Regions from separate parts of the Homo sapiens genome. Here region 1 is linked to region 2. Evidence: read pairs that join two places in POLR2A ChIA-PET (ENCODE). Cell type or tissue: MCF 10A. All regions are shown on one strand. Each heading gives the region's core, and the rest is flanking DNA. Links, peaks and the distances in the headings are about the cores only. Region 1 overlaps LINC01476 (long intergenic non-protein coding RNA 1476). Region 2 overlaps LINC01476 (long intergenic non-protein coding RNA 1476).

What was found. Peaks named below come from ENCODE experiments on the same cell type or tissue, not always from the same donor. Only the 100,000 strongest peaks of a DNase experiment are listed, where the experiment ranks them.
Region 1: POLR2A ChIA-PET joins it to region 2 with 5 read pairs; 3 of 35 experiments call an interaction of 5 or more read pairs at or near these places.

What each region holds. Positions count from the first base shown.
Region 1 is chr17:59,507,461-59,510,372 of GRCh38, reverse strand. All of the region lies in intron 1 of LINC01476 (long intergenic non-protein coding RNA 1476), which reads left to right. LOC105371845 (a long non-coding RNA gene) reads right to left here. Exons shown (of 3, transcript XR_934887.2): 3 at 2,582-2,912. Among named protein-coding and RNA genes, the nearest start is that of LINC01476, 18 kb to the left of the region's middle. In MCF 10A, for the core only: no CTCF peak of the experiment used is centred there; no DNase peak of the experiment used is centred there.
Region 2 is chr17:59,434,249-59,437,160 of GRCh38, reverse strand. All of the region lies in intron 2 of LINC01476 (long intergenic non-protein coding RNA 1476), which reads left to right. Among named protein-coding and RNA genes, the nearest start is that of MIR4729, 70 kb to the right of the region's middle. In MCF 10A, for the core only: no CTCF peak of the experiment used is centred there; a DNase peak (open chromatin) is centred at 1,730.

The DNA.
Region 1 (2,912 bases), core at 233-2,732, 73 kb before region 2:
TCCAGCTAATTTTAAAATTTTCTGTAGAGACAGAATCTTGCCACATTGCCTGGGCTGGTCCTGAGTTCCTGGGCTCAAGTGATCCTCCTGCCTCAGCCTCACAAAGTGCTGGGATTACAGGTGTGAACCACCACGCCTGGCCACGTTTAACACTTTGGCCTCACTGTTCTGTAAGCATATACTCAACTCAGGGCCTTTGAATTTTTTGTTTCCTCTTGCTGGAACCCTGCTACCACTCATGGCTTACTCTCTCACATATTTTAGGTCTCTTCTGAAAGTCACCATATCTGTGAGATGTTCCCTGAGTCCCTTATAACACTTACTTCCCCTTGTCCAGCTTACAGAACTTGTCATAACTGATTCACAATATACACATTTACTTTTTCTCCTTTTCTTCTCACTAGAATGTCAGTTTCTTTTTTCTTTTTTCTTTTTTGAGATGGAGTCTCATTGTGTCGCTTAGGCTGTAGGGCAGTGGCATGATCTCGGCTCACTGCAACCTCCACCTCCCAGGTTCAAGTGATTCTCCTGCCTCAGCCTCCTGAGCAGCTGTGATTACAGGCCTGTGCCACCACGCTCAGCTAATTTTTGTATTTTTTTTTTTTTTTTTTTTAGTAAAGACGGGGTTTCACCATGTTGACCAGGCTGGTCTCGAACTCCCGACCTCAGGTGATTTGCCCACCTCAGCCTCGCAAAGTGCTGGGATGACAGGCGTGAGCCCCCACGCCCGGCCGAGAATGTCAGTTTCAAATGCAAATCCAGGCCCACAGGGAGTTGTATGTCTTGTTGACTGCTGTTTTCCTACACTTGGACCATACCTAGCACACTGAAGGTATTCAATATTGACTGACTGAATGATTCACTGCTAGGAGTTAGTTTCAGGTAATAGAAATCCCAGCTGAAACTATTTAAAGCAGCAGTCCCCAGCCTTTTTGGCACCAGGGACCCGTTTTGTGGAAGACGATTTTTCCATGGACCGTGAAGGATGGTTTCTGGATGAAACTGTACTGTACTGTTGGCAGTACAGTACATCAAGCATTAGTTAGAGTCTCATCAGGAGCCTGCAACTTAGATCTTTTGCATACTCAGTTCACAATAGGGTTTGTGCTCCAGTGAGAATCTAATGCCGCTGCTGATCTAACAGGAGGCGGAGCTCAGGTGGCAATGCTCGCTCCTGTTTGCTTGCCACTCACCTCCTGCTGTGCAGCCCTGTTCCTAACAGGCTGTGGACTGGTCCATGGCCTAGAGGTTGAGGACACCTGATTTTTTTTTTTTTTTTTTTTTGAGACAAAATCTCACTCTGTTGCCCAGGCTGGAGTGCAATGGCATAATCTCGGCTCTTGCAAGTCTGCCTCCCAGGTTCAAGCAATTCTCCTGTCTCAGCCTCCCGAGTAGCTGAGATTACAGGCATGCACTACCACACCTGGCTAATTTTGTATTTTGAGTAGAGATGGGGTTTCTCCCTGTTGGTCAGGCTGGCCTCAAATTCCCGACCTCAGATGATCCGCCCGCCTTGGCCTCCCAAAGTGCTGGGATTACAGGTGTGAGCCACCACACCCGGCCAAGGACATCTGATTTAAAGGAAGAAAAGGGAATTTATTGGCTTGCAGAACTATCAAAGAACAAACTTGCAACAAAAAAGTTTAAAGATCCAATTGGCTTTTGTTGGTAATTCATGAATTGGGCAGCGTTTCTTCTATGAAATACAAAGGCACCCTGAGGAGCTGAGCAGAGGAGCTGGGCTTTACAGGCAGAAGAGGCAGAAGAAAGCAGAAATAAGGAACAAAAAGCAGTTTGGTTGTTTCAAAGTCCCTTTTCTTATAGAATTAAAGCAGAAGGGACTTCCTTATCATGCCAGCTCAGGTTGATGGGGCCTCTTTGGATTGGTTGCTGTGAATCTTCCTTTTTTTTTTTTTTTGGAAAACTGATCCACTTCTAAGTTCAGTTTGACTACGTAACAGCTAGCATGAGTGACTCCATTCTGGTTTGGTCTGATCTGTTGGGGCCCAGCGCAGGAGCTCAGTCCAAACCAATGGCATCCCCATAAGTTTTACTTAACAGAACTAAAAGCCAAGGGATATACAGGCTTCAGGTATATCTGGAATCAGGGGCTCAAATGATGTTATCAGGACCACTGCTCTCCTGATGTCTCTGTTTTTCCTGCCTCTGTTCTGGCTTTATTCTGAGGCTTACTTTCATTTTATGGGAGGAAGATTGTGACCAGTAGTGGCAGGTTTATGACCTTATAGCTCCAGGCAGAAAAAGAAAAAGCTTTTCATTGCCATCAATATAAAGTTAAGTCTAAGCTGGGCTTGGTGGCTCACACCTGTAATCCCAACACTTTGGGAGACTAATGCAGGTGGATCACTCAAGCCCAGGAGTTTGAGACCAGCCTGGGCAACATGGCGAAACTCTGTCTCTACACAAATTAGCTGGGTAGAGGGGCATGCAACTGTAGTCCTAGCTACTCAGGAGGCTGAGGCGAGAGGATCAATTGAGCCTGGCAGGTCCAGGCTGCAGTGAGCCGTGGTCACACCACTGTACTCCAGCCTGGGTGACAGAGCCAAGACCTTGTCTCAAAAATAAAATAAGTTAAGGCCTGACATGAATTGGCCTGGATTGTAACATGTCTCCTTTCCCCAAAACCCATCACTGTGGCTGGGAATGCCATGATCTAATTATCCAGGTGCCAAGCACATACCCCCTCCTGGAGCTGAGGGTGGAGCCAACACCGCAGAATTCCATGGATGAAAACCATGATGCTGCCGTTGACTAAAGGCAACTTTAGTCAACTGATAGATGCTGAGTCAACCAATAATGATTGTCCGTTAGATCACCTATTGCTCACATTAGGCAGTCTCTAGTCTCTAAAGTAGCCACACAGCAAAATCGCAGTGGTAGCAAAATCATAG
Region 2 (2,912 bases), core at 217-2,716:
TGCTCATCGGCTTCAGGGCTGCAGATTCCTTTGCCCAGCAACGCCCTGGCAAGGACAGTGTTGACTGCCCAACAGCAGCCAAGTGTTCATCTCTGTCAGGGCCTATCGGCAAGCAGCTTGTCACCAGCTGCCCAGCACACCCGGAAAAAATGGCTCCTATGTTCACACAGATAATTTGGGTTGATAGGAACAGCATCAGGGGAAGACAATGGTGTCACCAAATCAATACTTGTGCTTCACAAATTAAAGTCTTGGCTCTGGCCCTGAGTTTATATTCAGGAGGGCACGACTCCCGGACAGAGACTAACTGCAACAGACATTTTGCTCCCAACAACAGCAAATTCTCTTTTCTTCGTAAGGAGTCAACTAGAGACTTGATATATTAAAGAAAATCCATTGAGGCTCATGCCCATAATCCCAGCACTTTGGGAGGCTGAGGTGGGTGGATCGCTTGAGCTCAGGACTTTGAGACCAGCTTAGGCAACATGGTGAAACCCTGTCTCTGCTTAAAAAAATATATATACATATATATATATAGAGAGAGAGAGAGAGAGACAGATAGACAGACAGACAGACAGAGAAAATCCATTGAGAGCATCCCTTAACTGTGAATTTATGTTTGTTGTGGCATCTCTCTAGAAAATAATGTTGGTAAGCTAGAAGAGGGGACCTGCATGCTGGCATAAATGAAGCTTTCTACACTCATGTTTGTAGCAGCATTATTCACAATAGCCAAAAGTTGGGAGCCAATCAAGTGTCCATTGATGGATGAATGGTAAACAAAATATGGTAGATACATACAGCAAAATATTCAACTTCAAAAGGAAGGAAATGTCAACATATGCTACAACATGGATGAAACTTGACAACCTTATGCTAAGTGAAATAAGACAGTCACAGAAAAGCAAGTACAGTATGATTCCACTTCAATGCGCTACCTAGAGTAGTCAAGTTCATAGAGACAAAAAATAGAATGGTGGGCCAGGCGCGGTGGCTCACACCTGTAACCCCAGCACTTTGGGAGGCTGAGGTGGGCAGATCATGAGGTCAGGAGATGGAGACCATCCTGGCTAACATGGTGAAACCCCATCTCTACTAAAAATACAAAAAAATTAGCTGGGCGTGGTGGCGCACACCTATAGTCCCAGCTACTTGGGAGGCTGAGGCAGGAGAATGGCGTGAACCCGGGAGGAGGAGCTTGCAGCAAGCCAAGATCGCGCCACTGCACTCCAGCTTGGGTGACAGAGTGAGACTCCGTCTCAAAAAAAAAAAAAAAAAAAAAGTCGAATGGTTGTTGCCAGGGTCTGGAGGTAGGGGGTGATGGGGAGTTATTGTTTAACGGGTACAGAGTTTCCGTTTGGGAAGATGAAAACACTAGAGGTGATGTAGTGATGAATGCACAACAGTGTGAATGTCTTTAATGCCACTGAACTGCACGCTTAAAAATGGTTAAAATGGTAAATGTATGTTATGCACATTTTGCCACAATAGGAAAAAAAAAAAAGAACGAATCTTTTACTCATCAGCCAGAGAGCAAGTCCTGTATTTAAATGGATCACAACATCGTGGGCTCTGTGGAGATTTCTTAGAAATGTTCAGTAGAGTAGAAAGGGTTTAGCCCCTGATTGAGTTTGCTTTTGGACATAAATTAGTAATCATAGAGGCTGACAAACTGATTACTCATAAATCAGTCACGCAAAACAAAACACAGATTGCAACACAGTACCCTAAGTTTTACCAACTAGGCAGTTTTCCTATCTTGTAGATCAGGACTTTTCAGACTTGAATGTGCATGGGAATCACCCAGGCATCTTGTTTAAAATGCAGATTTGGATTCAGTATGTTTGGGGTGGAGCTTCAGATTTCTGTCTGTACAACCAGTTCCCAGGGGATGCTGATTCTATTGGTCCAGGGACCCAGTTTCAAGTAGCAAGAGTGTAGACCTCTCTGTAATTAAGATTCCTTTCTTTGCTCATTTGGCAAGAAAAAAAAGGTTCCTGTCCACACCTTGGAGGTAACAGCCTCCTCATGAAAATCGAACACAGGCATCTCCAGATTTAGATGGAAGAAAAGTCTGTGGGAGATAGGAATTATTCCTGGGATCCTCTCATTTTGCTACTTACTGCCATCAAAAGTCAGGTTTCAGGGATCAACTCCATCTTTTTCTCCACCCAACCATGGACATACTGTAAATAAATCCCTTGCACTTATTCTCTTTGGGTATAGACCAGATCAGCTGCAATTTCAGAAAGAAAGAGAGAGAGAGAGAGGGAGAGAGAGAGAGGGAGGGAGGGAGGGGAGGAAGGATCAGCTGCAATTTCAGAAAGAAAGGAAGAAAGAAAAAGAAAGGGGGAGAGAGAGAAAAAAAGAAAAAGAAAGGAAGGAAGGAAAAGAGAGAGAGAGAATGGGAAATAAGAAAAATATGAGAAGCAAACGACTTCCTTTGAAGTGCTCTAACATAATCATTCAGCATCTCCTCATTGCTTTTAGGCTCAAGCTCCGAATCCTTAGAAGGGCTTCTGGGGTCTGATGAGGTCCCTGCCCACCCAGCTCATCTCTCACTCTTCCCCTGCTTGTACTCTGTGTTCAGCCATATTGAATTCTTTTCTTTTCTTTTTTTTTTTTTTTTTTTTTTACAGTTGCTGTCTCCTTGATCTGGAAGCTTGTCCCTCCTTGTAACACCTGGCAGGCATTGTCTCTTCTGGAAAGACTTTACGCCACTGCCCTCTTTTGCTGCCCTTTGAGTTGGGTTGTCTTTCTCTGTCTTCATTTGCACACTGTGCTTACCTCTGGCACAGCACTTCTCAGTATATTTCCATTGTATTCCCCTGTCTATGTCCCCCCTGAACTGTGAGCTCCTTGAGGGATGGAAAGATGTCAAAAGGCTGACAAACTCAGTGTCTCGAACATAT